Regions from separate parts of the Mus musculus genome. Here region 1 is linked to region 2. Evidence: chromatin loops called from intact Hi-C (ENCODE). Cell type or tissue: left cerebral cortex. All regions are shown on one strand. Links, peaks and the distances in the headings refer to the core of each region. The heading gives the core; the rest is flanking DNA. Region 1 has its middle 11 kb from the start of Gm52123. Region 2 holds the start of Gm30806 (a long non-coding RNA gene).

Region 1 (16,016 bases), core at 6,098-11,097, 100 kb after region 2:
CTCCAGGGAAATGTTTGTCTTGAAGGACCTAAATCAATAGAGGAAACTTCACCCCAAACATCTCTTGTAGCTAGGCAGTTACCTCTGCTCCCTTGCAGGATCTGGCTGGCTTTTATTTTATGCAGGTATTTCCACCCACAGCTCTCTTTCCACACTTTCTTAATGTTCTGACAGAAAATTATAGGGAGCCTCCCACCTCCACACTCTCTCTTGCCTCTACCTCCTGATAAGTTCCTGATCTTTCTCTCTCTCTCTCTCTCTCTCTCTCTCTCTCTCTCTCTCTCTCTCTCTCTCTCTCTCTCCCTCCCTCCCTCTCTCTCTCTCTCTCTCTCTCTCTCTCTCTCTCTCCTTCTCCAGAGTTTCTCTGTGTAGTCCAGACTGCCCTAGAACTCATTCTGTAGACTAGGTTGGCCTCAAACTCACGGAAATCTTTCTGCCTTTGCTTCCCAAGTGCTGGGATTAAAGGTGTGTGCCACCACGACTGGCTTGATCTCTTGTTATTAAGTGCTCACAAAATTGATCTGATTGGTTTGCTGTCTTGTAAGATCTTTGCCCCCCCCCCAACCTAAGTGTTCTAGTTTCTTGTTGTTATTGTTTTTTCCTTTTTTTACTTTACATACATACATATATATATTATACATACATACAAAGCAAATATATATATATTTGCAGGGACAGGTGGATGAAGTCTCACCATGTAGCCCAGGCTGGTCTCAACATATCTTTGTCTCCCAAGTGTTAGAATTACAGAAATGGGTCTCTCCCTGTCTTAGCTACTTTTAGTTGCCATGATAAGACACCATGTCAAGGCAACTCATAAAAGAGTTTGTTGGAGGCTTAGCAGTCTCAGAGGGTAAGTCCATGCCCATCATGGTGATGGGAGTGTGTGTGGATCATGGCAGAAGGCAGGCATGGGGCTGGAGCAGTATCTGAGATACAACCACAAGGCAGAGACATAAAAAGAACTAACTGCAATAAGCATGGGCTTTTAAAATCTCACAGCCCACCCTAGTGACAAAATCTTTCAAGAAGGACTAGTGCTTCCCAAAGGGATCCACCAACATGGCACCAAGTATTCAAACATAAGGGCCTATGTTTGAAAAGCTACCCTTAGCTTTACTTAATTTTTAACATGAGGTATTGTGTGTGTGTGTGTGTGTGTGTGTGTGTGTGTGTGTGTGTGTGTGTGTGTATGTGTGTGTGCTGCCACAGCACAAGTGTGGAGGTCAGAGGACGACTTGTGGGAATCAATTTTATTTTTTCAGCCAAGTAGGTTCTGGAGATAAAACTTGGATTTTCAGGCTTGGCAGCCAGCATCTTTACCCACTGCAATATCTCACTAGCCATTTTTGTTTGTTTGTTTTTTGGTTTGAGCTGGGTCTCCTGTATCCTAGGGTAGCTATCGAGTCAATGAGCCTTTTTTTTTTTTTTTTTTTTGGTTTGGTTTGGTTTTTCAAGACAGGGTTTCTCTGTATAGCCCTGGCTGTCCTGGAACTCACTTTGTAGACCAGGCTAGCCTCGAACTCAGAAATCCGCCTGCCTCTGCCTCCCAAGTGCTGGGATTAAAGGCATGCGCCACCACCACCCGGCCCTCATCTTGAGCCTTTGTATGCTACCATACCCAGTTTATGCTGTGCTGGGGAAGGAACCCAGGGCTTCCAGCACCCTAGGGAAGCATGCCACCCACTGAGCTACACCTCCAACCCTGATTTTTATCTTTTGAATCCTGAGATTTTTCTATTCACCTCTCACTGTGTCCCTTGAGGGACAGGGGGACAAGGTCCCACTATGTAGGCCTGGCTGGCCAGGAACTCACCAAGTAAAGCCGACTGTCCTTGGCTCATGGGCAATCTTCCTGCCTCTGTCTGGAAAGCGCTGGGAATCACAGGTGTTCCACGTCATGTTCAACTAACACTACTGGTCAAACTACTACAGCTACTAAAAATCTAAAAAGAACACACAAACTTTTAGAAATAGCCATTTTCAGACCTCCTAAAGTAAGATTAGAAGTCAAATATGCAAACAAGCTTGTCCATATCAAAACAGACCAACTGCTACTGTGCTGCCTAAGCTATAACACACTTTCTTCTTTTGGTAACTTTTACTTTTGCATTGGCTTGGTGTGTGTGTGTGTGTGTGTGTGTGGCCGTGTAGGGGGACCAGAGGACAACTTGCAAGGGTCTGTTCACTTCTGGCACCTTGTGGGTCTTCCCACACAGAACTCAGATGTTCGGGCCTGGCAGCACACACCTCTACCCACTGAGCCATCTTGCAAGCACACCACAATAGTATTTTCAAAAGTTTTATTTTTTTAATTTATTTTTTGAGACAAAGTCTCCCTATACAGATCTGGTTGGCCTGGAACTCCCTATGCAGACCAACCTGTCCAGTTCATAGAGATCTACCTGCTTTTGCCTCCCAAACACTGGGATTAATTAAAATCATACACCACCATACTGCATCCGTCTCTATCTCAGAAAAGAAAAGGCAGATTAAAAAGATATAATAAATATATAATTATCTCCTTATCATCTGTCCTTGTTCCCGGTGCAATATCTATGTATTTGTAAGTACCGAGTATCTTAAAATTGGTTCTACTTGTGTGTCAGCAGGAAAGAGAATCTGCTTAAACCAGGACTCCCAGGTGCCTAAAGTTCACTCCTGGCTGCCTGGACCTTTCTTCCCCCCCCCCCCCCCCCAAGACTGGGTTTCTCTGTATAGCCCTGGCTGTCCTGGAACTCACTCTGTAGACCAGGCTGGCCTCAAACTCAGAAATCCGCCTGCCTCTGCCTCCCAAGTGCTGGGATTAAAGGCGTGCGCCACCACCACCGGGATGCCTAGACCTTTCTTAGCGGTCATGAGCAGCATACACTTTCTGGGCATGAGAACAATCTTACTACTTTGATATTTTAATTTTGCCCCAGCCCCACCCCTACTGAGAACACCCTCCTCCTGTAAAAACGTGATCATGGTATTCTCCTGGAAGGCAGAGGTAAACAAGCAGTTACCAGGAACCCTGGCACTGCAAAGAACAATCAGACGTATCAGAGACGGAAAAGTGCCTATCACCACAGATTTCCTTTGGGGTTGAAGTTTTGCCTTTTATGCCCCCAAGTGATCAAAATTCTGTATGGACTTGAATGTCCCAGCATGTGCGTAGAGGCCAGAAGACAGCTTGCAAGAGTCAGGTCACTCCTTTTACCATGTAGGTCCTCTTAGGTTTTGACCTCTGGTCATCAGACTTGGCAGCGTGTGCCTTTACCTGCTCAACCACGTCAGCAGCCCCAGGTTTTATTTTGGGTTGGTTTTTTTCCAGTGCTTTTTTTTTTTTTTTTTTTTTTTTCTGTCCTCCTCACCAAGATATTCCTAATGTCACAGGTACCTGAGGCTGTGACAGGCAATCAAGTGTAGACTAATTCTAGGCAATGAGCAATCTCTATGACTCGGTGACTTCCCTCCCCAGCTCTGGCCTCTTAAATGCTACCCTGAGAAAACAAAAGTCTTATTTCTCTGGGAAAGACAAATTTATAAGGCTGTTCTCTTGGAATTTATCCCTATCCAGAACACGCTGACATAGAAGTGATAACAGTTAAATTTAGAAAGTTCCTTCTCAAACCAAAGAATGCTCAAGCTGAGAGGAAAAATAGAGCCTGCGCAGGCCCGGTCTTTCGTTCCTTCTTTCCACAGCAAAGGAAATAGAAGCCTGGCAAGGTCAGCTGGGCTGTCCAAGGCCACATGGGAAAACATGCTGCTTTCTTCACAACTGGCCAGTAAATGTCTACGGTGTGTCCAGCACGTCCTGCACCAGGGTGTCAGCGAGAAAGGGTTCAGGCCAGAATGTGAGCCAGGCTAGAATTCAAGCTCTGGGCTGCCCCTCCCCCTCCATGCAAGGGTGTAAAGGCTCTCATGCTCTCTCTCTCTCTCTCTCTCTCTCTCTCTCTCTCTCTCTCTCTCCAAGACCTCTGGCCTAATCTCCTCAGAGAATTACCATTCAGACTGAGAAAAATTAGAGAATTCTCTGGAAAGAGCATCGTTTATCCTTGGTTCCTTCTGGAGGGAGTGAATAGAAGGACATTTGGGGAAGAGCCAAGGACATGACTGTGTCTTTACTCACAGAGATGATGCCACTGCCCTGAGCCTAAGGGCCCTGGGTCCATTAACTACACAGACAGTCCTCCTATGATCTTGTACCAACCCGAGAATCAAGAGGAAGCCCAGGGCCTGAACACTGTGGCCATGGAATATAATGCCATGAGAGCCCAGACAGACTTGGCCAGCCTACTGGAGGGTCCCACTGAGATTTTTGTTGCTGCAGGAGTGAACTCAAGGATTGAAGCATCAAACCAACACTGACTCCAGGTAGTCAGGCCCAGTGCCCAGTGTCTTTACCTCTCCAGCAACCTCTCCAGCCTCTATTTTTGGGTTTTGTCAATAGGGTCTCATGTATCCCAGGCTGGTCTCAAACTTACAATGGAGCTAAAAATGACCTTGAACTTCTGATCTGCTCCTTCTCCCTCCGGACTGCTGCGACTGTCAGCATGCACCACCATTCCCAGCTTCGGTATTTATTTTAGCTGCATGATTTCACAGGAACAGTGTGAAGTAAAATGACATGAGTCACAAAAGCCTTTCTGGAGGAGAAATCCCAGAATACCAGCAATGACAGGGGAAGCAAAAAAAAAACCCTCAAAAACATGTAACTATGCCAGCTGGGAGCGACTACACATGCCTGTAACCCCCAGCACACAGGATGTTGAAGCAGGAAGATCAGAAGTTCATGTCCAGCTTCAACTAAATAGTGATCCTGAGGCCAGCCTGTGCTACATAAAGCCCCCATCTTAAAGTGGGGGTGGGGGTGGGGAGAAAACAAATATTAAAGGAGGTGAGGCTTTTAGGCAATATTTTCCCCCAAATTTCTGTTAGTATGTATGTGAAACGAGCCTCTATAATTCCCAGAAAGGAACCTTGAATTGTGTGTAGAATATAAAACTTTGCCTACAAAGGCTGAAATGAACATTTCCAAAGATCTTGAAGAGGACCCATTCTTTCCATCCACTATGTGATTACCCGGGATTGACCTCAAGTCATGAGGCACAGCAGCAAAGCACCTTTACCTACTGAGCTATCTCACCGGGCCCTTTGTTTGTCAACCGTAACTTGTTTGTCACCGTAACTGAGCATTTCAGAGCTTCTGCTTTGCTATTCAAACCTTTCCTCCCATGTAAATTAACTCCTTCTGCTTCATTTACCTTTTGAAAGCCCTCCTCCATTCCAGCCTTGCGGTGGCAAGACAGAAGCCTGTGGTTATACACACTGGCACTCTCAGCACCTAGGAGGTGAGGTGGCAGAAGGATAGAGGGTGTGAGAGCAGCCTGGGCTACATAGTGTCAGCAAGTTCAAAGGCAGCCCGAGTTACGCGGCAACATCTAAGAAATGAAAGATAAGATAAAACAAGAAGTCCACAAGGGTGACCCAGGGAGTCAGGACACCAATGCCAAACCTGACAAGCTGACTAGAGCCTGGGACCCACCTGGCAGAAGGAGAGGACTGACTTCTGTAAGTCATCCTCTGACCTCCACAGTGGGTGCATGCATATATGTGTATGCATACACACACACACACACACACACACACACACACACACACACACGCACACGCACACGCACACGTACACGCATGTGCACATATACCGGCAGATATACACACAATTTAAATTATAAATATATATTTATGTCAAAATATATATTATAAATATATATAAAGTATATATATACTGAATAACTAAATATTAATGTGACAAAAAGATTAAAATAAGAACAATGGTGGTGTCTCCCAGTAGTAAAACCTTGTCTATTGTGTATGAGACCCTGAGTTCAGTCCCTAGCATGAAAAAATAAAATGTAAAAGCCTCAAACTAAATTCATTGAAAATCTTGTTTAATGTACAGTTTGATTTTCAAAATAATTTTAGGCACATACTATTAATCTTTAGCATAACAAAGTACTCATGAGATTTTTATAATTAAGGTACCAATAGGGCATTGGTTTAAAAATAAATAAATAAATAAATAAAATCCAGGTTTTTAAAATATTGTGAAAATTTTCAGGCATTAGCAAAATATTATAATGGGCCCTCATTTTCCTACTCATATTATTTTAACTAGTTTAAGGTAACTTGGCATACATGGAAAAACACAGATTTTATTTTTCTTTTCCCTTTCTCTCTCTGTTCATTGCTGTTTCTTTCAGTATTAGAGACTGAACCCTGGGCCTGAATCAAGCTAGGCGAAGCGAGAGGCTCTCTACAACTGAGCTGCATCCCAACTGACCTTTTTTTGTTTTGTTTTGTTTTTTTAAATCTTTTTAATCTTTTTAAATTTATAGCTTTCCATCTTTGTAGCAGAAGTCTGGCTCCATGGCCTTCTGAATGGAAAGGCCACTGAGTGATGAGTTCCTACCTCCCTTGTCTGAGTCACTCTCCCCCCCCCCCCCCCCCCGAGAGATCTATCCTTAAAAGGCTCTCACTTCCCTAAGCTGGGGGAGAAAAAAAAAAGTAAGCTTGCTTCCTCCCATTGGCAGGAGATGAATCAGCACAAAAGGAAATTGTCCTTGCCCAAGCTCATCTGATCCCCTGGGCTGGGTGTGTGTGGTATCGAGTGAGCGATGGGGAGGGAGTTGGTATCTTCTCGGGAACCACTCTGAGAGGTGAACAATGCCATGCATGCTGACTGGCCTGTGAGGTTAGAACTGTTGACACACACCTTGCCAATTAGAATTGTCCCAACCTGTAGGGAAAGCTCAGCTACTTCCAGATAATCAACAGGGCAAGTAGGGAAACTGCCCATGCCTAGGTGGCTTCAAATACACAAGGTCAGAGGATTGTTTAACTGTGACACGCAGCGTGCACTTGAGTGACACACCAGCTCCCGGAAAAGCTGGAACACTCATCTCAACTGAAGTGGCTTTCAGGGAAGAGCTTTGAAGGCCACAAGAAGTCCCAGTACCAGGATGTACAAAGAGTCATCCGTGGCTGGACCCTAACGATCCGGCTGAGCCCACTGAAGTTGTCTCAGCTCTAGCCGAGGTGCTGCCCTTAAGTAATCTCTGCAGACCCTCTGTCTTCTCACGGGCAAAAAGAAGCACAGAACACATTGGGCTCTTCCCCTTCTAAGCCCAGCCGTTGAGCCACTTTTCCCTTTCCTTCCATCAGCTTTCCCGAAGATAAGAGGAAGAAAGCTGATGGATAAGTCAGCTCTCTAAAATAGCCAGCCCGTGGGAATCCTGTAGGGTGTGTGTGTGTGTGTGTGTGTGTGTGTGTGTGTGTGTGTGTGTGTGCGCGCGCGTGCGTGACCAAGTACACGGGCACATATACCAGTTATATTGCTATTAGGTGAAGCAAAGACTCTGTCTTTGGTGGGTAGAGAGAGGAAAGCAGTCTGCTCTTCATGTTTCCCAGCTTTGTAGAAAAAAAAAAATCCGTGCAACCAAAAAGAAGAGCAAGACAGAGGATGGGAAGGCAGTGGGGGACGAGGGAGGGAGGGAGCCGAGCTCTCAGCACTGAATTTAAAAAGGGATGAGGGCGCAGTTAAGAGGGAGGCTGAAAGGGAGCCAAGAAATAAAAATATGCTGGGGATTTTAAACTGGGTGTAGCCACAGCTGGGTAAAGCCTACTCTTCCACTCAGACTGGCTTTTTCACTTTGGCCTGCCCTTCCCCTTCCCCTCCCCCTCCCCACCCAGACCCATTCTGAATTCTTTCGAGGCTCCCATCCCTTCCACCCCCTCTTCCTCGGCAGAGAAATTATATAGGAGCCAGGGAGGAAGTGACACATGTTCCTGCTTGAATGGAACAGGCCTCTGCAGCAGCCACTCGTGCTTGCTTCCTCGGCAACACTGCTGCTCGAGCTAGGATCCTCCTAAGAGACTCTCCTCTGGCTGAGCTCTGAGGTCCAGCCTTGGCAAGCTCCATGGCTTAGGGCATGCTGCATGGTTCAAGTTCCGTTCAAGAGCACCATTCAGTAGACCATCAAATTCAGAATGTATAGCACAGAACTCTTGAGTTAGTCTGGCTTCTTCCAAATGTGTATTCATTTCCTCCATATATATATAGTAAGTGTATTTGGGGGTGGGGGCAGGGTCTGAGAGGCCAAAAGAGGGTGTCAGATCTCCTGGAGCTGGAGTTACAGGCAGCTGTGGGCTGCCTGACATGGATTCTGAGAAGCAGCACACAGTCTTAGCTGTTGGGCCACCATCCAGACCACTTCAACAAATTTGCATAAGACATAAAGATATGCAAATGCCAGGGCCAGCTAGAGAAGGAGGAGACACCTTACTAAGTTTTTTTTATTTACCTTTTAAGATTTACTGTTTTTATTTTACCTGTATGGATGTTTTTGCCTGCGTGTGTGTTTGTGTTCCACATGTACATCTGGTACCTGCAGAGGGTGGAAGAGGACATTGGAACCTTTGGAACTGGAGTCACGGGTGGTTTTTGGCTGCCACCTGGGTCCTGTGTAAAAACCACAAGTGCTCTTAACTGCTCTCTCTCCCCGCCCCCCCCTTAATTAATTTTAATGCTGTATGTTATGTGTCCTTCCATGACACCAAATGCTGAAATGGTTCCAGACTGGCTCTTCATTGGTAGCTCTCAGAATCACTAGGTGAGATACTAACAAGGTAATTGAAACTTAGTAAATTAACCAGTAAGGTTCAAAGCACCATGCTCAGCCCAGAACAGCCCTCCAGACTTCCTCTGCCCTGCGCTCCCTCAAGCCTGTCTATGGCAGGTAGCTGCACTGTTAAGTTTGAGGTTTGGACTGTAACTATGTTTCTATGTGGTCTCCCATTGGACTAGAAGCATGGTGTTGTTTGTTTGTTTATATTTGTTGTGATTGTTTTATTTTGGTATTTTTGAAGCAATGTTTCACTCTGTAACCCAATGTGCCTAGAATTCACTGTGTAGCCCAGGCTGGCCTAAAGTTTATGACACCCCTCTTCTGCCTTAGCCTCGAGAATGCTGGGATTATATGTGAGCCATCATATATTTCCCAAAAGCTGCTGCTGCTGCTGCTGCTGCTGCTGCTGCATCTTCCTCCTCTTCTTCCTTTAAGACAAGAGTCTCACTATGTAGCTCTGGCTGTCCTGGAACTCATAATGTAAATCAGGCTGACTTCAAACTCACAGAGATCCTCATGCCTCAGGCTCCAAGTGCTGAGATTAAAGGAGTGCACCATCACACCAAGAACTAGAAGTTTCTTGAAGGTAGAGCCAATGCCTCCTTCATGCTTCTATCTCCAGAACGTAGCTTAGTGGTGTCTATTAAATTATTTGAACCAGTCACTGAACTAGCGAACGTTGATCTCTTTTGGCCAATGATGTACTTAGACCCTACAAGCAAAATAGTGGGGTCTAGGGAGACAGTTCCGTGGATAAAGTCCTTACTGTGCAAACGTGAGCAGCCAAGTTTGTATCCCAGCGCCCATGTGAAACCTGGGTATGATCCAAGTAGAGCAGCATGCTCCTTTAATCTTAGCACTCAGGAGACAAAAGTAAGCATGTTTTTGTGAGTTCCAGGCCATTACTGGGCAGCTGAGACACAAGGCTGCCTAGGGCTCATCGACCAACTAACTGATCTAAACAATCGGTGAGCTCCATGTTCAGTGATGCAGAAAGGTCACTGAATCCATCAGTCTCTAGACATAGCTGCATATCCTATTTGGAAAGCACTAAAAAAAATGGAAACAAAACAAAATAAGAAACAATAGGACAAGGACATGGTTCAGCCTGTAAGGGGGCTGGACGCTAAGCCTGACAACCAGTGTTCCATCCTAGACCCCACGTGGTGGAAGGAGAGAGCCAATTCCTACAAGATATCCTTTAACGTCCACATGTGTGACACACACGCGCGCACAGGCTTGTGTGCATGCATGTGTATGTGTGTGCGTTTAAAAAATTAGAACATTAGGAACAAGCCCAACTGTATACTTATTAGAATTAGTGGTAAACTCGTGGTTTATATTAGTTTCGTCTTCCTTCCTTCCTTCCTTCCTTCCTTCCTTCCTTCCTCCCTCCCTCCCTCCCTCCCTCCCTCCCTCCCTCCCTCCCTTCTTTTCTTCCTTCTTTCCTTCCTTCCTTTCTTCTTTTGATTAATGTCCTATGGCCTAGGCTAGCCTTGAATCCTTGATCCTCCTGTCTCCACCTCTCAGGTGCAAAGATCATGGGTGTTAAGTCACTACATGTCTTAGTCAGGGTTTCTATTCCTGCACTTCATGGCCAAGAAGCAAGTTGGGGAGGAAAGGATTTACTCAGCTTACATTTCCACATTGCTGTTCATCACCAAAGGAAGTCAGGACTGGAACTCAAGCAGGTCAGGAAGCAGGAGCTGATGCAGAGGCCATGGGGGGATGTTCTTTACTGGCTTGCTTCCCCTGGATTGATCAGCTTGCTTTCTTTTCTTTCTTCCTCTTCTTCTTCTTCTTCTTCTTCTTCTTCTTCTTCTTCTTCTTCTTCTTCTTCTTCTTCCTCTTCCTCTTCCTCTTCCTCTTCCTCTTCCTCTTCCTCTTCTTCTTCTTCTTCTTCTTCTTCTTTCTTCTTCTTCTTCTTCTTCTTTTTGAGACAGGGTTTCTCTGTGTAGCCCTGGCTGTCCTGGAACTCACTCTGTAAACCAGGCTGGCCTCGAACTCAGGCCAAAATCCACCTGCCTCTGCCTCCCAAGTACTGGGATTAAAGGCGTGCCCCATCACTGCCCGGCTAACTTGCTTTCTTGTAGAACCCAGGACTAACAGCCCAGGGATGGCACCACCCACAATGGGCTGTGCCCCCCACCCCTTGATCACTAATTGAGAATATGTCTTACAGCTGGATCTCATGGAAGCATTTTCTCAAGGGAGGCTCCTTTCTCTGTGATAACTCCAGTTTGCGTCAAGTTGACACATAAAAGCAGGCAGTACACTACACCAATTGGGTGTTGTTTATTTTTTTAATATAAAATCTTACTATTTACAGCCCAGACTTGCCTTAAGCCTGCAATTCTCCTGCCTCAGTCTCCCCCGCCCCACTTCCTTCTTTTTCTTCTCCTCCTCCTCTTTGAGACAGGATTTCTCTGTGCAGCCTGAGTACTCGCTCTGTACACCAGGTTGGCCTTGAACTCAGAGATCTCAGGTGCTGGGATTAACGGCATGGCTAGGACACCTTGTTTTCAGTCACCTCTTCTTATTTATTTAGCACATGAAGATGGATGGAGGGCTTTCCTGGCATCCTGGGGAGGCTAGAGGACCAGCTTCAGGAAGCAGTTGTCTCTTTCCACCATGTAGGTTCCAGGAACCAAGTCAGGTTTTCGGGCTTGATAGCAGGTGTCTTTTCTGGCTGACCCAGCTCACTGAGCCCTTCTTTAAATTTTGACTCACACCTATTAATCAAACATACTGATGAGACAATGAGGTGAAATTTGAAACATCCACACCTTGCATGATGATCGAATCAGAATGCCTGGCATATCAGTCAGGTTTACCGTTTAGTAGTTCTTCACAATGAGAACAAAGCAAGTATTTTTAGCTGTTTTAAATATTCAATATTTTATTATTATTGATAAAGCTGTTTTTTTACAACAGTGAATGTGTATGTATATTATATATATATATATATTAGTAAAGACACATTTCCAAGGGAGGAAGGAGGCCAGAACAGAGAGAAAGTTAAGCCTCACCAACAGTCTTGCTGTATACAGATGGGGTCTTTACATCCTGTGCCTGGATCTCTGGGGGTCATTTGTATAGTGCAGACCCTCTGGCTTATGTGCACAGTGCTGGCTTTTCTAGGCATGCTTTATTACATTTAGTTCTCATACAATTTCATATATATACATAATGCCTCATTGGCATCTTAAATCTCCACCCAGGGGAGGATCCTTTTAGAAACACAATAAGCCATAGGTCACCTCCAGACACTGGGGTGCCTCTGTGTCTGTGTCTAGGGCCAGATTTAGTCAGACTCAGGCAGGGCTGGGCTTTTTGATCTTCCTCTTTGCCACCTGTTTTATTCATACACTGGCTTTTAATTTTATGGAAGATTTCTTATTTTATGGAAGATTTCTTTACTTTTACTTAGATATGTGTGTGTGTGTGTGTGTGTGTGTGTGTGTGTGTGACATTTTGCTTACATGTGTGGATTGAAGCACATGCATACCTTGTGATCATAGAGGCACAAATGTCAGATCTTGTGGAATTGAGCTACCCATGGTTGCACACTGAAGATTGAATGCAAGTCCTCTGCAAGATCTCTCTCTCTCTCTCTCTCTCTCTCTCTCTCTCTGTGTGTGTGTGTGTGTGTGTGTGTGTGTGTGTGTGTAGGGGGAGGGTGGTTGGTTCAAAACAGGGTTTCTCTTTGAAATCCTGGCTGTCCTGGAACTCACTCTGTAGACCAGGCTGGCCACAAACTCAGAGATCTGCCTGCCTCTGCTACGATCAAAGGCTTGCACTACCACTGGCAACAACAAATACTCTTGACTCCAAAGTTGTCTCTCTCACCTCCAAATTTTCATTTTAATTTCCTGCATATGTATGTATGCATGCATGCATGTATGCACATGTGCCTGTATTACGTATGTATGCACATGTGTGTCTTTATGCTCTCACGTGTGAATACAGGTACACATCTGAGTGCTAAAGGGTGATGTGGAAAATCGTCCTCAATTGCTCTCTCTGCCGTTGTTTTGTTTTTCTGTTTTTTGTTTTTTTTTTTTTTTTTTAAAGATAGGCTCTCTAGCTCAAGATAGCTCAATTATTTGGCTAGTCTGGCTAGCCTGCTTACTCTGGGGACTCTGTCTCCTCCCCCTCCTGTAGCTGGGATTACAGAAGGCCCAACACACACACACACACACACACACACACACACACACACACACACACATTGGCTTTTACCTTGCTCGGGAGATCTGAACTCTGGTCCTGACACTGGCACTGTTAGCAGCTGCCTTGCTGAGCCGTCTCCCCAGTCCCCACACACTTAGGCTTTTCTCAAGGCTTACTTCTTACACCCTCTTCTCCCTCTTCACTTTAGGATCAAAATAAGAGCCTCATTATTGGGCCTTTCTTCCCCTCCCCTCCTCTAACTTTGTGAGCCAAGCAACTTCTTAGGAGGCAGATACCACAAACAAAAATAAGTTGTTCCAGGTAACACCCTGTCATCTGTTACTCAGGCACCTTCCGCTGGCTATTCGTAACAGGGGACCTGAGTGGCACTGCACCTGGACAGCAGTGCATATGCCATGAAATGAAGAACCAAGCGAGGGGATGGAAGTTATTTTTATTCAGGGATGCTCTCTACTTTCATGATGAGAGTTAGCTCCTGTCGATGTTCACCAGTTACATTTTTTTTTTTAAATGTGTTAACTGGTTGGGATTCTTCAACATTACTACAGTGAGACTGTAATGGTCTCATATAGCCCAGGCTGACCTCAAACTTGTTATGTAACTAAGGCTGGCCTTTAACTAACAATCTTTCTGCTTCCCAAGGGCTGGGATTGCAGGCATGTGCCCCTGTATCTGACGCCCTGGCACCTGGCTTAACTCACCTCTTAGAGTAAGGTCTCTGTTAGGCCCTGGGGCCAGCCCATCAGTTCTCTTTGATCTTGAAACAGGCTTATTAGATGGCAAGTGGTCACTTCTCCATAAATACTTATTCTATCTCTTCTAGGTCACTGTTTTGGACTTCACCTATTATATAACCCAGAAGTTCAGCGTGGAAGAGAGAAGCAGCTCTATTCTGAACGGGATCAATCTGGCCCTCTCCCCCACTTAATCAATGATCAGAGCCTCCCTCCCTTTGCTAAGAGGCCCAAAAAAAAAAAAAAAAAAAAAAAGCTGGGAAGTGCTGAATGGAGAACTTGTAGGCGTTCTAGCATTTTTTTTAGCAAGAGAGCCAAGAAGGACTCAAAAATGAATACCCAAGTGTGAAGCCTGTAAGCATATATGTCACCAAGCACATGGTTGTCAGCCACGCCCTATACTATCCATGTAGAGATTGGCCAAAGATGGTGTGATCATTGGGGCTCTATACCAGTGTGTGCAGCTATCATTTGTTCTCTCTGTCTGTCTTTCTCTGTCTCTGTCTCTGTCTCTGTCTCTGTCTCTGTCTCTATTTCTCTCTCTCTCTCTCATGTAGCCTAGTCTGGCCTTGAACTTGATGCCTTTGAACTTCTGAGTCTTCTGCCTTCACCTTCTGGTACTGGGATTACAGACATAAGAAGCCACCACAGTTTAGGCTGTTCTAGGGATCAAAGCCTCAAGTATGCTATGCTAAGCAAACCCTCTCCCGGCTGCACTTTACCTTCAGACTCTTTGATTGCCTCCCCACAATCTCAATTTTTGATGAAAAATATTGTAGTTTTAATATTGTCATTGAACACTAACAAGAAAGACCGTGATGTTTCACAGAACGGCGATTTAAATAAACTGACAGCTTCGGAATGTGTCTGACGTGGTCAGAAAGTGTCTAAGCCGAATGAGTCAGTGGGGTGCTGCATGGCTATCTTTCCATCCCCTGTTCAGGTTACCATGTGACTTCTGGTGCTAATTCAGCCAGACAAAATGTGAAGGGTGCATCCTTCCACCCTGCTCCCACGGGGTCCTAGAGAACACTCCAGGGAGTCACTGTCAAAGTGAATAGTGCCCTTCAGCCAGAGAAGGTTCTGGATTTAATCACCAAGTGCTGAAACACAAAGCCACCTCTGACTCCTCTCTCTTTTGATTTTAGAAACTTGAGTAACATGATGGCAGTATCAGTTATTGTGAATAATAGAGAATCCATTTCTCTGAAAGGGCGAGATAGTTACCAGAAAAGGCAAAGTTCTTGGGACCAGAACTTTGCAACAGCTGGGAATGATAGCCCAAACTCACACTCCCAACACTCGCAAAGCAGAAGCAGAAAGAACACCACCAGTTTGAGGCTCTGCCTGGTCTACATAGAGAGTTCCAACCTAGCCAGTGATAGGCCATATGAAGACCCTGTTTCAAAACCCAAAATACAAAGACCAACCAAAGGAGGAAGACTTATGCTTAACATGGAGTTTCTAATGCACGAGTGAGGGCAAGATAGACATACTGCCCCATAGCTCTTTCAGGCTTCTACTGAGAGACTCAGTCACAAAGGTGGGGATGAATCCTTAGATGAGCCAGAGGACCCTGCCTATCACCTTTAGGCTATGAAGTGACAGTATCGAAATGGATTATCTGGGAGTAGGTGAGCTTTTCTCTGCTCTTGGTGAACTTAAGCCAGGAGCTGAGATGCAGGATGACTGATGGCCACCAGAGCTACCCCAAGCCAGTGGCTACACTGTCACTTCTGAAGCATGAAGACATTCAGATGTAAATAGAATTCCCTGAGGGGTTTTCTATGCCCTTGTTGCTCCCAAATAATTGCAGTGTTTCTACGCCCACTCTCGCCCATTTTAGCTCCTGAATAAAGACACGGAGACCTGGTATTTTTATTAATAAGCTGCAAGCACTAATAGCTGGGCAGATTCTGAGCTATTCTAATCTGACTAGTAGGCTGCTACTAACCAGCCAAATGTTTCGTTACTTGCCATTTGAGTCTTGCCCTGGTTTGCTGTGGTCCATGTGTGTCCTCATGACAACTGTCTCACCAGGACCTCATGGCAAATCTTCCTGGTCGCTCTCTCTCCATGGTCCTTCTCTATACTCCCTCTTCTTCTCTGGGACCCCCTAACTAGGACTGGAAGCTATACCATATCTCTTCTGCCCAGCCAATTGGCAGATCAACTCTTTTGTTAACCAATCAGAGGTGATGGAAAACAATTTTTACACAACGTTGAGACTGGAGATGCTTCGTCATGCCATCGTCCGGACTGCAACCAGATATCTGGGCACAGAAATCAGCATCCAAACATATAATGCACAAAACCATCCTCTGATGCTCAAAGAGTGAGCAGCAGATTTGTTCCTTACCATGCTGTTGCCCTGCCCAGGGTTTGTTTTGTTTGCGTAGCCCTGGCTGACCTGGAA
Region 2 (16,016 bases), core at 5,372-10,371:
GCTTATTGATTGTGGGGAGATGCACTAAAACTTGGAAACTATCCATTATACGTGGGCATGGTTTCAAAAGATGTTTTTCCTCCTGCATGTGAGCTAGACTGCTTTGCACTTGGTGGGTTAATGGATAGGCAGGACCATTCAGGAGCTACTGAGTCCCTCCTTGTAACCACCCTGTGAGGGATGGAGATGGTCTAGAGATTCTTATGCCCCTCCCCCTCTTTGGCTATTAGACTATTGAGGTAATGGGCCCCAAGGAATTGGAATTTCCTCTGAGTTTCATTCTGGGAGAAGGTGAAAGATGAAGCCTAGTGCCAGCCAGAGGGGCAACCGGGCTCCAGTCACGAGATTTAACAGTTCTGACAGCTTGTCAGGCCACCTTGCAGGAGAGACTGGAGCCCAGACAATGTCTGGTCAGAGTGAGAGAACAGGAGGACATCTTGATCAGGACTGCTTATCTGTGCATTCCTCTTACCTTCTATTCACATCCAAACTTCTGGGACTGAGGGATGGCTCAGCAGTTAAGAGTGCTTGTTGCTCTAGCAGAGGACCTGGTTTCGGTTCCCAGCACCCATGTGGTGACTCACAACCCTCTGTAAGTGCCAGGGAATCCGATGTTCTCTTCTGAGTTCTGTTGGCACCAGGCATGCACGTGAGACACTACATACAAGCAGGCAAATGCTCCCACATATAAAAGGCAACTTCCTGGAATGTAGGAGTTGTAGTTCTTGGAAAATACCAAAGCTGTGTGAGGAAATACAGTGGCTGGATAGTTTTGTCATGAAAAGCCCCTGAACACATGTCTAGTCAACATTCGTTGGGAATTCTAGAGAGTGGTCCTGGCCAAAGTCCATCCTGGTCATTATTTAATTAAAGCTTGCTTCAAATTTGGCTCAAAATTTGGAATCTCCGGGTTAACACTGGCAGGGCCCAGGATTTGACCTCAACGACTCTGGTAACATCTAGTGGCTGCTCTATAAATATCATGGGTTAGTCTGGACCTTTGGATTAGGCCAGGGACTATAGATGCTTAAACTGCTGAGAAAGCATAGAGTGTGCTAGAGAAACACGTCTGCTTCCGTAGACAATAGTCAAGTTTACCTGGTCTTGAGCAAAACATTTCTGATGATCCACCTGTCTCCACGCAGAGATTAGTGGAGTGTGACTCAAAGGTTAAGGCAGCAAAACAGACAGGCATGATATGAAGAAAGAGGTGCCATGCATTTATTCCATCTGAGAGAGAGAGAGTATGCATGTGTGTGTGCACATGCATGTGTGCACATTCATGTGTGTGCACGTGTGTGGGTACATGTGTGCACATGCATGTGTGCACATTCATGTGTGTGCACGTGTGTGGGTACATGTGTGCACATGCATGTGTGTGCATGTGTGTGGGTACATGTGTGCACATGCATGTGTGTGCATGTGTGTGGGTACGTGTGTGCATGTGTGTGGGTACATGTGTGCACATGGTTTCCAGTCTGAGCTTCTGGCCTCATGGACTCACCCCATGCTGTACAATAGAGCCGTTAAGCAGAGACAGGATGGAGGAAGAGGAAAACACAGTTTGCTTTTAATGGTTGACAGGTTGAGGGCCCAACACCTTTTTGTCGCTCTGTTCTAATCCTCACCTCTTCTTATCTTCACTGCAGACATCTCTGTTCTACTACCACGTTCTTCCCCATCACAGTTATCAAGGAGGGTGGTATCGTGGCCTCTACTGCCTAGGTTCTGTTTCTCAATGCTGAGACACTCTGAACTCAGATGCTGGTGAGAGAAGAAAGCCCCAGTCCTTGGCGTCCTGAGTCCCTCATGCCTGAGTCCTGCAGCCATTTGTCTGCTTGCAGTAGCACTGGTTTCCAGAATTGACTGACTCATATCTGGATTAATGATGTCTAGTTCCTATTCCTTGTCATACAAGGCCAGCCACTTGCAATGCCTGTCCCTCAAGCAGACTGGATTTCTCCAGCCTGTTTCACAATGCCTAGATCTGAGCATGAACACAGGGTTCCTTTCTGTAAACACAAACTGGGCTCTGCCTTAGGCCTGTCTCACTTGGGCTTCAGTAGCTGTTTCCTATTTGTACGGCCTGAGTATCTTCAACTGGCCAAACCCACAGACCTAAGGCTAGCAAGATGACTCAGGCAGCACTGGCCACCAAACCTGACAACCTGAGTGTGGTTAGCAGAACCCACATAGGAAGGAGAAGAACTGACTTTCACAGATTGTCCTCTGAGTACCTGGCACAGGACAAGTCAGGACCAGATGACAGGAGATAGAAATCAAGAGTTACTCATAATCACAAATGTCACAGGAGACCATGATGCAACCTACTGACAGCTGTGGATACAATCTTTCATTTCTGAGTCTTTGACCTATAGCTTGGTGCCCAGAACATCACCCATATTGAACAATTAATAAACTGCTGACTAGTTCCAGTGAACACACATTAAGCACAGCTGGGGACAGTCGCTATGAACTCCTAGGAATGGGGCGCAGACAGGAGATGAGGGCTTCACATTCCTCTTTGCTCCAACCCTGAACTGTTCCGACCCCTGCCCCAAAGCAGCACCCGCAGCTTGGTCCTGACCTTCAGCTCCCTGTGGCCCTGCCTTCCTTGAAGAGGGTGCTCCCAGCAGGTGCTCCCACCAGGATGCTTGCCCCACACAATGGGCAACCCCCAGAGCAGTGCCGCCAGTAACATCAATTTCCTGGAGGGCCGGATGGGTGCCGAGATGCTGTAATGAGAACTCATGAAGGTATGCCAGGCTTCTGATGCCGGGAGCTGGTGCCATTTCCAGTAAGCAGCGTGGCAGTGAGAGATAAGGGCATGAATTTGAATGGCTATTGTGCTCGGCGAACCACCAGAGGGGCTTTCTGCACAGGCTTTTGTAGGGCCAGGTGGCAAGGATGATCGTGAACTGAGAACGGGTGAGTGATTCAACTTCCCCTCTTTTCCTGGTTCCTGATTTTCTTGAACTTCTTACCATCCAACAATGCCCATCTCTCGGAGTCCACAGAAGCACGCATGTTAAACTAGAGATCATTGGGGGGGGGGGGGGGGCGGGGCATTCCATCTCAGCTTCTCAAGTCTAATGCTGGCCCGATGCCTTAGGCTCTCTGATCAAATCACTCCCCAACCCGTGCCTCGGTTTCCTTTTCTTAGAACCCATAATGCAACAGGCCCACATGCTGTTGTGAGCAGCATAAAGCAGGGACCTCAATAGTCTCTCCAGAGCTCTGGTTAAGCCTGTGTGTCTCTTTATAGGAAGTACCAGATAAAGGTACTCGGTGGTACTTGGTGTGGACCCCTCCAGCGCGAGTCCTGGCAGAGTAGGTAGAGTACCCGACACACCTGAAGCTCCTGGTCCAACACTTTGAGAGTTGTTGAAACACAAACAGCTAAGGAAAGTCTGGTACTCTGAATTGTGTCTTCATGTTTTATTGTTGTGAAGAGACGCCTTGACCACAGCGACTCTATAAAGGAAAACAGTTGGGGCTGACTTATAGTTCGGAAGTTTAGCCTATTATTGTCATGGAGGGAAGCATGGTAGCATGCAAGCAGACATGGTATTGGAGAGATAGCTAAGAGTACTGTAACTGGATGGCAGACAGGAGCAAGAGACAATGAGACACTGGCCTGGCTTGAGCATCTGAAACCTCAAAACCCACAAAAGTGACACATGTCCTCCAACAAGGCCACACCTACTCCAACAAGGCCATATCTCCCAATAGTGCCACTCTCTGTGAGCCTATGGGGGCCATTTTCATTCAAACCACCAGAAATTGCATCCCAAGGCTATTTTCAGATTTCATTTAACAGTGTAGGCACACAGGGGCACACACACACACACACAGATAAACATATACACATGCACACTGACACACACATACACATATCAATATACATGCACACATGTACACACACATACTCAAGTTGAGGGCTTGAGAAATGGGATGTGAGCTTATTGTTACTGTCACTAAGAATAGCCCTGAGCGTTTCACCTGCCTTTGGTTGGGTCAGGCCTTGAGGTTTTGATCTGGAGGGGGAAAATCATTTGTGCTCATTTCCAAACAGAAGAGTGAAGAGTGTTTCATTCATTCACTTTCCATGTAGTGTCTTAACCTAAAATAAATAAACAAATGCAAGCTTCAAATTCAGGCATTCAACTGGTTTATACTAGTTTACACTGCTGTCTTAGGGTTTTACTGCTGTGAACAGACACCATTTCCAAGGCAACTCTTTTTTAGATATTTTCTAGATATTTTAGATATTTTCTTTATATACATTTCAAATGCTATCCTGAAAGTTCCCTATACACCCCCCTCTGCCCTGCTCCCCTACCCACCCACTCCCGCTTCTTGGCCCTGGCTTTCCCCTGTACTGGGGCATATAAAGTTTGCAATACCAAGGGGCCTCTCTTCCCAGTGATGGCCGACTAGGCCATCTTCTGCTACATAAGCAGCTAGAGATATGACCAAGGCAACTCTTATAAATGACATTTAATTGGGGCTGGCTTACAGGTTCAGAGGTTCAGTCCATTATCATCAAGGCGGGAACATGGCAGCATCCAGGCAGGCATGGTGCAGGAGGAACTGAGAGTTCTAAGTCTTTATCTAAAGGCTGCTTGCTAGCAGAATACTGACTTTCAGGCAGCTAGGATGAGGGTCTTAAAACCCAAACCTACAGTGACACACCTACTCCAACAGGGCCACACACTCTAATAGTGTCACTCCCTGCTTTGCATGTTTTAAAAAGATTTATTTTTTTATGTCTATGTGTGTGAGAGACAGATGAAGCTGAAGCCTCCACATTCATTCCTCCAGTCTGAAGGCTGCTGTCTAAGCTAATGAACACACCGAGCAGCCCCAGCCCAGGTTGCAGGATGCATCCTGCCATCCTCTCCTGAGTGAGCCCTTCTTGGTTTCCACATGAGCATCTCCTGGGTTACCAGAGGGCACTGACACTCTGGATCCAGGATAGACAGAATCTGAATATGTTCAACATTTTATTTCACTACCTACTTCCACTGATGAATGTGCTCCCTGCACAGCGGCCAGAGCAAATCTGATTTGTGGCTGATGTGACTCAGTAATGTAATCTGCTTCCTGCAGAGAGACCACTAATGAGTTCCTTGGTACTGTGCTGTTGAAGTATCACATGGCTTTATTTCATTCAGAAATTCTTACTAGCTTTTTACACAGGTGTTTAAGTGTGTTTGGGGTTTTCAGAATAAGCAGAGCTGAGGTTTTAAGTAGCTAGGAAAGTGCTGATAGGTAGGTAGGTAGGTAGATAGATAGATAGATAGATAGATAGATAGATAGATAGATAGAAGACTTTTTTCACTTCATTTCAAAGGATAAGTTGGGGCACAGAGATGACTCAGTGTGTAGAGGCTCTCATAAGCTGACTTCAGTCCCCAGGACTCACATGGTGGAAAGAGAGAAGAGACTCAAAAATTATCTTCTGGCTGCAGAGAGAGTCAGGCAGACAGACAAACAGACAGACAGCGACAGAAAAACACACATACACACACACACAGACACACGCATATACATACATACATACATACCTACATACATACATACAGAGAGAAACACACATGAGCATGCACACACGCGCGCACACACACACACATTCACATGCCCTAAAGTCTGTAGTTTGCAGAATTTCAGGAGACTGTTCTATTTGGCTGATAAAGGAGGGCTGTATTTCAGTAGGAAGTTGGGAAGTGTGTGAATTCTTCTGGGTCAGGTGTGTTCTCTATCCTTTCCTGGCCTGTTCTTCCTCCTTGCTCCCAGCGTCTTCAGAGGTGGGTGTATTTAACTCCTCATGCTGCTATTTGTAGCCTGAAAAGCACATTTGCATCTGTAACTTCTTGGGAGTTTGGGGCTCAATCCTCTCTGCTTTGATCCTCCAGTATCCAGTCCCTCCAGCCAGTCTTCCTAATGGAGGGCAGGGCTACAAGCTGAGTGTGAGTATAAGATTCTGGTGACCTGAAGGATGTGTAGGGGGGAAACTGAAGGTGAGCAGAGATGCCCTGCCGTTCATGATGCAGGAAGGGAAAACTGCCCCTGCGTCCACCACCACCACCACCCTCTCTTCTCTATGTCTCTGCCTCCCTGTCTCTGTCTGTCTCTCTGTCACTGTGTCTCTGTGTCTCTGTCTCTCCCTCTGTCTGTCTCTCTGTCACTGTGTCTCTGTCTCTCTCTCTGTCTCTCTCTGTGTCTCTCTCTCTCTCTCTCTCACACACACACACACACACACACACACACACACACACACACACACACACTTTTCACATCAGTAACAAACAGCATAAGCAGTTAAATAACATTTAAAACCAACCCAGGGCAGCCTCTGGGGAAGGTCAGCAGTTCTCACAGGCCTCACAGGCCTCGTGTGTCAACAAGGACTACAGTGAGCTCAACCTTCCTCATCAAGATACAATGTTCTAACATCACCATTGGCAGACAGAACATTTTCCAAAGCCAGGACCATCTGCTTTGGTTTTTTTTTTTTTTTTTTTTTTTTTGTTTTGTTTTTTAATCAAATATTCAGGTTGACCAAAACTAGCAATATATTTTGAGGTTTGTTTTTTTTTTTTTTAAACTTTATATTATGTGGGGAGGGTTCGTGCATGCAGTGCTTTCTGAGGCCTAGGGCTGCCGTTACAGCCTGTGTGGGTACTGGGGTCTGCACCCCAGTTCTCTGGAAGAGCAGACCATGCTCATAACCACGGACCCACATCTCCAGCTCCTGTTTGTTTTGATAGAGTCTTACATAATCCAGGCAACTTTGAACTCACAGTGTAGCTGAGACCTTGAAAGCCTGACCCTGCAGCCTTTGCCTTCCAAGTAAAGGGATTGTAGGAACTCACAACTTGCTGGGATGCAATAGACTTCTTTTTAAATACCCCTCCCCTTCAAAATACTATCTTGAATTTGATTTTTAAAACTGTAGAGGTATAATAAAATATACTAGGTTTTCACATTAAGTATTAGTCCAGAGAATGGCAGACTGTAATAGATGGGTCAAATTCAGCCCAATTACTGTTCTTGGACATCCTGCAAGTTGAAGATGGTTTTCGGTTTTTTTTTTTTTAATGGCTAAGAGAGGAGCGCATTGAAAGAAAAATTTTGTGACATGTGCAAATTATATGAAATTCAAATGTGGTGTCTATAAATAAAGCTGTATTGGAGCACGGCCACGCACAGGCCTGTTATAGCATCCGTGGCTTCTTCTGCAGGGCGTGATCAAAATGGAGTATTTGTAACAGAGACCATGTGTCCCATGAAGCCTAAAATACTACTCTATGCTCCTTTCTAGGAAAAGTTTGCTGGCTCCAATGGTAGCCTATTAAAATTAGCAACATCACGAATCAAAATGTTGCTTGCATATTAATAGATCTGCATGCGCCAAGTAAGAGGGTTTCACAGAGCATAAGCGAACTTCAGGCCAGAATGGGAGGAATAATTACCCTGTCTTGAGTTTTTCTCATTCACTCAGAAGCTCAACCATGGAGCAGAAATGAATGAGTTGCAGCCTCCTCCGGAAGTCAGGGGAAGCCACGCATGAGTAGTAGAGATTTGAAAAGCGGGTCAGGTGTACTCAGAGATGCCTGTGAAGGACTCTCTGTTGTTTTCTGTCAACCACTAACGTCTTTTCCTTGGAGCGGAACAGGGAAAAGGTGAGAGGGGAGAAGAGCAGAGTATTCCCAGCTAACTGTGTATCACTCTTCTTCCACGTTAGCCTTGCCTTCGTTGAGTGACGCTTTGCTCTCTAGACAAGTCAGCATTCAAGATTCCTCACACACACACACACACACACACACACACACACACACACACGCGCGCGCGCGCGCGCGCGCGCGCACACGCACACACCCACACACCCCTCACCAGTCCTTCAGCTAGCATATGGAAAACTTTGGTGGGCGGGTCTAAGCCATACAGCCAATGGTGGGCGGGTCTTTATGAAAGACTGACGGGTGCTACCTATGCCCAGACCCTCTAGATCTGGCTCTAGTTTTGTTTGAAAAGGTTGTTGAACATGTAGGGCAGCGGCTCCCAACCCTTCGGCGGTCAAATGATCCTTTCACGGGGCTTGCCTAGACTACCAGAAAACAGTTATTTAGATCATGATTTATAATAGTAGCAAAGTTATTCGACATAGCAATGAAAATGATTTTATGGTGGCAAGGGTCACTAGAACATGAAGAACTGTATTAAAGAGTCACAGCCTGAGAAAGGTAACAGTGGGTCACTGTGCAAGGGAGTCAAAGTTTCTTAGACTGGCCCTACTTCCTATTCATTCTGGGCTCCTGACTCTGGATGCCATGGGACCAGCCAGCCTCCCCATCCTATCACAGTAGGTTCTCCTACAATAATTACAATGTATCTTCTTGATCTGTAAATCAGAATTAAGCTTTTCTTTCCTTAATTACTTCTTGCCAGGTCTATTGTCACAGCTAGGAGGAAAGCAATGAGTGCAGAAACATCATCAACTCTACCTGCAGCTGGTCTCCAGCAGATCCACAATCTCTAAGGAACTGAAGAGGCCCTACACTCCAATGGAGTCTCACTTCTGTGTTTGGGAGCCACAATGTCCACCTAAGGCAGAAGACTTTGGGTTCCATTTGTTTCCTCTAGCATTGTTTGACCCTAATCATGTTTAAAATGTTCATTTCGTGGCAACTCCTAAGGAATAGACGCCCCCAGGGAAAGGTGACAAATGTATTATCTAAGGATAAAGAATGCTATGTTTTCTGAAATCTACAACACCTTTATTTTTCTGGTTGAGAAGTTTGCCATAGAAAGTTTCATCTGAGGATTTAAGAATGTTTCAAGTATAACTCTAGGGATGAAGAGACCACTCAGTGGTTAAGAGAACTGACTGCTCCTTGTAGAGAATCCAGGTTGGGTTTCTAGCACCCAGATGGTAGTTCACGGCTGTCTGTAACTCTGGTTGCCAGGATCTGATTCGTCTAGCCTCTGGACACTGTATGCACATACAGACAAACAGACACATACACGTACAATAAATTAAAAAACTAATTAATTTAAACAAAAATGTCTTAGGGTATTACTGCTATAAACAGACACCACGACCAAGGCAGCTCTTATATGAACATTTAATTGGGGCAGGTTTACAGGTTCTGAGGTTCAGTCCATTATCATCCAGGTGGGAGCATGGCAGCATCCAGACAGGCATGGTACAGGCACAGCTGAGAGTTTACATCTTCCTCTGAAGACTGCTAGCAGAATACTGAATCCAGACAGCTAGGCTGAGGGTCTTAAGGCCCACACCCACAGTGACACACCTACTCCAACAAGGTCACACTTTCTAATAGTGCCACTCCCTGGGCAGAGTTTATACAAAACATCTCAAAAACATTATCTCTACTGACCATTTTAGGCAAACATTCATAGGCTCGGTGACAAACAAGTTCTGCCTCTTTCTGCCTCGTTCACTGATATTCTTTTAAAAAGAGGTTAGGAAGTCTTTGCTCTTTCTCTATCTATCTCCCAGGACTTGCTTTCAGCTGTATCCCCACCAACATCAGAATAGGCAAGACTCCATTCTTACACAGGCTAAAACCGTCAGAAAACTTTTAAGGTAAAATAACTCTGTCTCAGTCTCTTAGGTGGTTTTAAGTGGATGTCTAAGGAACAAGGCATGGCCAGTGAGATGAACTGTGAACACAGCCACAGTCGTTGCAAGTGACAAACAGCCCCACCCCACCAATGGCACATGTTTCTTGCTAAACCAGAAGCAGTTACAACAACTGGCCTGGCTCCCCAAGCCAGAACGTTGGCTTGATCACTGTAATTAGAGAACTAGATAAAAATCAGTACATTCTATATATGATTTTCAGTGTATAGCACTTAAAATGACCAAAATCATACACAGAAAAGCCAAGGCTGGAGCTATAGCTCAGAAGAGTGCTTGCCTGCCATGCACAAAGCCAGGCAAATGCCAGCACCATGACCAAGGCAGGTTCAAACACTAGCACCACATACACCATACAGAGAGGCGCGTGCCTGGGACCTCAGCATTCGGGAGGTAGTAACAGGAAGATCATGACTTTGAGACTGATTACTAGCTGCTGAAAGTTGGTGGGGGAGTGGGGAAGGCTGAGAGACAAGACTCTAAAAGAGGAAAAGTAAGTTTCTTCTCTTTGGTCTTTATAGCTTTTACTTGACTTGACATGGCCTAGAGTCTCCTGAGAATGGAGCCTCAGCTTAAGGGTTGCTCAGATATGAGTGGCCCGTGGCCACGTCTGAGGAGGATTGCTGTGGGATACCTGCCAAGGGAGCCTCACAATAGCTGTGAGGAGACACCATGGTGGGGGAGGGGGGAAGCAAGCTGAGGAGGAAAGGGCTTACACTTCCACATCATAATCCATTACTGAAAGAAGTCAGGACAGGAACCTGTAGGCAGGAACCGAAGCAGAGGCCACGAAAGGGTGCTGCTGCCTGGATTGTTCCCCGTGGCTTGCTCAGCCTGCTTTCTTATAGGACCCAGGACCACCCACCAAGGGGTGGTCCCACTCACAGTGAGCTGGGCTCTTCTCCATTGATCACCCTACAGGCTTGCCTACAGCTAGATCCTATATCAAGGCATTTTCTCATCTGAAGGGCCTCCTCTTGAGACAATGACTCTCCAGTGTGTCAAGTTGATGCCAAACCAGCCAGACAAACCTGTTTCCCTCTGTATTAGTCATTTTCAATTGTGGTGATAAAAATGCCATGACCAAGGCAGCTTATAAAAGAGCTCATTTAATTGGGCTTACAGTATCAGAGGATTAGAGTCCATGGTGGTGGGGCAGAGGTGTGGAAGCAGGAAGAGCTGGGAGCTCACGTCCTGACTCAAAAGCAGGATGCAGAGGGTGCACCAGGAATGGTGGGAGTTTTGAAACTTCAAATCCTGCCCCCAGTGATGTACCTTCTCGATAAGGACACGCCTCCTAACCCTTCCCAAACAGCTCCACCAACGAAGTATTCAAATCTACGAGCCCATGTGAATTATTGTCATTCAAGCCACTACATTCTATGCCCTGACCCCATAGACTCATGGCCATATCATAATGCAAAATGCATGCAGTCCACTTCAAAAGTCTCCATAGTCTTTCGGTCTCCAGGCTGTTTACAAGTCCAAAGTCTCTTCTGAGACTCACGGCAATCTCATATCTAACTGCAATTCTCTGTTAAAAAATCAGAAAGTGAATTGCAGACTTCCAGCATACCATAGTGAGGAAACGCTGGACAAAGGCAAGACCAAAATCCAGCAGGGCAAAGCCCAACTCCTGTAGCCCCATGGCTGCTGTCACAGGGCTTAGACAGCTCCACCCTTCCAGCTTATCTGTCTACAGTTCATTTTTCTCTTGGGCGGGGTCCACTTCCTGTGGGTGGCTCCCCTTGGCAGGTATCCTCCGGCTCTGGCATCTCCAACATCTTCGGGTCTCCAGCACAATCCAGGCCTCACTTTCACAGCTTGGTGCAGTGGATTTTCAGGACCTCCATGCAGGGACTTCCCTGAAATGTCCCTGCCTTCTATGCTTTCCTTAACCATGAAGGAAGATTCCATGACCCCTCTACTTCTGTGTTCATCATGACTCTAAAGCCTGGACCACATAGGCAACATTGTTAAGTTCTGTCGCAAAGGGAGGTGGACCTGACCCCTTGAGTCACATTTGTAGCAGCTGTCATGTTCTGTGTCTTGGTAGAAACAGCAAATCCCTCGGCCTTTTCCTTTTACAGGTTGGAAGATTGCCTGGGTGGAGTCTTGTCCTGGAGCTGCTCTCCCTTTATTTTAATACAGATCGGGGCTCTCCTTAATCTTTTATTTCTTTCAGCACAAGCCTTGGCTCCAACATGACATTTCCCAAGGCCCCTTTCTCCTCCAACTGTACACTTTGCACTTCTCTTGTTACACTTGCTTTTTTTTTTTTTTTCATTGCAGGCTCGAGTAAGAGTGACTACCAACCATGTGACAGAGTCAATATTAGGCTGTCTTAAAAATCTTCTCCATTGGGGCTGGAGAAATGGCTAAGAGGTTAAGAGCACTGACTGCTCTTCCAGAGGTCCTGAGTTCAATTCCCAGCAAGCACATGGTGGCTCACAACCATCTGTAATGGGATCTGATGCCCTCTTCTGGTGCTATGTGAAGATAGTTACAGTGTATTCATATAGATAAACATATCTTTTTAAAAATTCTTCTTAGTCCATTACTTCTCAATTTGGCATCAGACAAATTCTAAGGACAAAAACAGAAAGCAGCCAAAATATCACAAGAATGGTCGCTAGCCCAGTTGCTAATATACTCCAACTGAACCTTCTCAATATGGGCCTTCATAGTCTATATGGAGACTTCATGTAGACACTTTCCCTTTCTAAGTCCAAGGTCCCAGTCTTCCACATTCCTCAGTGTAGCCAGGTCTGTCACATTTTCTGTCCTGGTTATTTGTTGCTGTGAAGAGACATCATGGCCAAGGAAACTTGTAGAACGACGTTTATTAGGGGCTTACAGCTTCAGACAGCGAGTCAGTGATCATCATGGTGGAGACCATGAAGCACAGCTTCAGACAGTCAGGCATAGTGTTGTAGCCGTAGTTGAGAGCTTAGGTTTTGTGGCAACAACTACAAGGCAGAGAGAGAGAGAGAGAACGAGAGAGAGAGAGAGAGAGCTAGGTCTAACTGGGAATGGCATGACCTTCAATCCTGCCCCCAATGGCACACTTCCTCCAACAAGGCCACACCTCCTAGTCCTTCTCAAACTGTCCCATCAACTGCAGACTGAGCCTTCAAATATATGAACTGGGGATTGGGGGTGGGGCATTTTCATTTAAACCACCACACCACAAAACACCTCATCTTGGCCTAACGTAATAGCTGTACGGCAAGAACTCCATAGCAACTGCCTAACAGAAGGGAGAAAGTAAGGGAAGGAGGGAAGAAAGAAGGAAGGGAAAAATGGATAACCAACATTTACAAAGAAGAGGTTTGCTTTGACTCATGGTTTCAGAGGTTTGGGTCTGTGCTGCTTGGTTCTCTTGCTTTGGGCCTGTGGTAGCACAGTACATCATGATAAGAACATGCCAGGGAACTGCTCATCTCATCACAGCTAGGAAACAAAGACACAGGAAGAGCTTGGGTTCCAATACACTCGTCGAGGGCATGATTTCAGTGACCTAACCTCCTTCCATTAGGCCCTACCTACTAATCAGTTCACTACCTACCAATAATGCTACAGGTTAGGAACCAAACCTCAACACAGCATCTTTCAGAAAGAGTCTAGATCCAAAATGTAGTCTACTGCCATCCGTTCTCAGCTTGCATTGGCCTTCAGGCAAGCCAGGCCCTTTCACACAAAGCCCTGTATCTAACAAAGGATTTCACAGAACCTATGGAACATTCTATAGGAATAGGAAAAAATAAATAAATGGTCGCATGGAAAGCTCATCGCACCACTGTAAAGTCAAGAAATAGTGCTTGATCTTTAGCAACCAGATAGGAGCTTTGTTTGTTCGTTGGTTTGCTTTTCAAGAGAGAATTTCTCTGTGTGGCCCTGGCTACTGGAACTTGCTCTGTAGACCAGGCTGGCCTTGAACTCGGAGATTCACCATCCTCTGCCTCCTGAGTGCTGGGATTAAGGGTGTGTGTCATCACCACCTGGCAAATTGGAGTTCATTTAAAGAGGCGTGGCATCATGCACTCTGAAGAAAGACTCTGAGGCCAAGGAAACAGGAATAATAAAGAGGTGGCTGGCTAGGAAACAATATATGTAACACTTCCTGCCTTTTTGTGCAGAAAAAAAAAATCAATATTCAAGTGTTCCCAACCAGATAAATTTCAGTGGGAAGCAAGCGTAGTGTGGTTCCGGTTCCCACGTGTGAAATGCAGGGGCCTTGCGCTGGGGTCTGTTGTTTTATTGGATGCTGAAAACCCAGCTTTAAAGTCTGGGAGTTCAGTTCGACACAGAGCATATGCTAAGCGTTTGCCAAGCCCTGAGTTCATCTGGAGCTCTGCATGGATGAGCCTGCAGTCCTCATGAGGAGACAGTGCTCAGCAGGTGAAGAGCAGAAAACTATTTCAAGTCATGAGTGTGTGTGTGTGTGTGTGTGTGTGTGTGTGTGTGTGTGTGTACGGGTGTGCATGTATACACACATTATTTGACTTGCTGGCTTTAATTGTGGGCCTAGAAGGGATCTTTTCTCAGGCTGGAGAGATAGCACAGTGGTTAAGAGCACATGCTGCTCTTGCAGAGGACCCAAGTTCGGTTTTCAGCATTCACACAACAGCTCACAACTGCCTTAATTCCAGTTGCAGGGACTCTCTCTTTCTCTCTCTCTCTCTCTCTCTCTCTCTCTCTCTCTCTCTCTCTCTCTCTCTCTCTCACACACACACACACACACACACACACACACACACACACACACACACACATCTTTTAAAAGAAAAATAAATATTAAAAAATAAAGTCTCCCTGTCAATTCTTTATAATGCCTGTGCCTATTGTGAGCCAGGAATGGTAGTAGTAAGGACAGTGCCCAACACTGACAACACAGAAATAAAGGCCCCTGACTGACTGTACTTCCCAGGCCACAGAAAGCAGAGAGTGACCAAAAGTCAACAGAAGAGATAGTTTGGAGATTTACTGCTTGAGGAATGAGGACTAACCATGCAGGTTTCCAGAGACAGGTAGTAGTCGTAGGAAGTTAATAGCATGCCATTTCCAGAGATATACCCCAGATCTCAGGACTGGTTGTTTGGAAATTTTAGCCCCACCACACCCTGTGTCTCTTTCTGTAATAAATGTTTTGTAATGTACTTTTACTAAAGTTAAATCAGTATGCTACCCACATACAAGTTTTAGTATAAAAATGTAAATAAGAACATACAAAATAATACATATTCGGATATGTGAATATTCGGACAGTTATGTTATAAAACATCCTGTTTCAGATGCAAGCAGCCATGTGGCTTGAGACAGCTATAAGCGCAGACTGATACATTTGTATTTTACTATGATTCAAACAGCAGGCATGGAGCTATATCTGCAGTGGTGGCAACTTTCCTTTAAGCTGTCAACAAAACAAAGGCCAAACACTGCCCGCATCCACTCACCTGAGGTACTGAGAACCCACAAGCTCACGGAGACTGAAAGTAGATCAGAGGAAGCCCTGGCTAGAGGAGGCAGGATGGGAGTTCCTGATTACTGACTACCCTGTCTCTGTTTGGAGTCATGGAAAAGATTTGGAGATTGACAGAAACGATGGTTTCATAGCATTCTGAATACAAGTCAGCCACTGATGTTGTTCACTTAGAAATGGCTAAAACGGTGCCTGGAATATTGTATAGATTTTGTTGTAATAAAAGCTTCATCTGGCTACGGTGATAAGTGCAGTTCCAGTTCTTGGGAAGAAACGGAGGCAGGAGGATTACATGTTTCAGGTCAGCATGGGCTCCATAGAAAGAATAAGGGAAGGAAGGAAAGAAGGAAAGAAAGGAGGGAGGGAAAGAGGAAGGGAGGGAGGGAAAGAGGAAGGGAGGGAGGGAAAGAGGAAGGGAGAGAGGGGGAGGGAGGGAGGGAGGGAGGGAGGAAGGAAGGAAGGAAGGAAGGAAGGAAGGAAGGAAGGACCTTCAAAAAACTTGTTTGTAAATAAAATGGAGCTGGTCCTAGCTCTGGACTATACAAAGCAAGAGTCTGTCGCAGAAAATAAGAACGGGGTGGGAATGGTAGCAAGAAATGAAGTAAAGGACGGTGGGAGAGAGAAAGGAGGGTCTTACAGAAAGTCCTTTATGTTTATAAATGGAATAGACCTGGTCCTAGCTCTGAGAGTTAATGCATGGCATTCACCTACACAAATGTCCAGCAGGATATCTGAAAAACCTCCTAAGACAATATGAACTATCCTACTAGATGTCCAGCATGGCGGGTCAGCGCCACTAAATGCCAGTAAGGCTCCCCTTTATTGTGATGACCAAAAAAAAAAAAAAAAAAAAAAAAAAAAAAA

The links. Hi-C counts contacts between places; a loop is a spot of excess contacts. Peaks named below come from ENCODE experiments on the same cell type or tissue, not always from the same donor. Only the 100,000 strongest peaks of a DNase experiment are listed, where the experiment ranks them.
Region 1: a loop joins it to region 2, with 2.8 times the contacts of the local background. A loop is called at or near these places in 3 of 42 quality-filtered maps.

The regions. Positions count from the first base shown.
Region 1 is chr14:67,088,946-67,104,961 of GRCm38, reverse strand. No RefSeq gene overlaps it. Among named protein-coding and RNA genes, the nearest start is that of Gm52123, 11 kb to the right of the region's middle. In left cerebral cortex, for the core only: no CTCF peak of the experiment used is centred there; DNase peaks (open chromatin) are centred at 6,787, 7,622, 7,793 and 8,224; H3K27ac peaks cover 1,879 bases.
Region 2 is chr14:67,189,221-67,205,236 of GRCm38, reverse strand. It overlaps Gm30806 (a long non-coding RNA gene), which reads right to left and starts at 3,711. Exons shown (of 4, transcript XR_001781308.1): 1 at 3,353-3,711; 2 at 473-628. In left cerebral cortex, for the core only: no CTCF peak of the experiment used is centred there; a DNase peak (open chromatin) is centred at 7,311.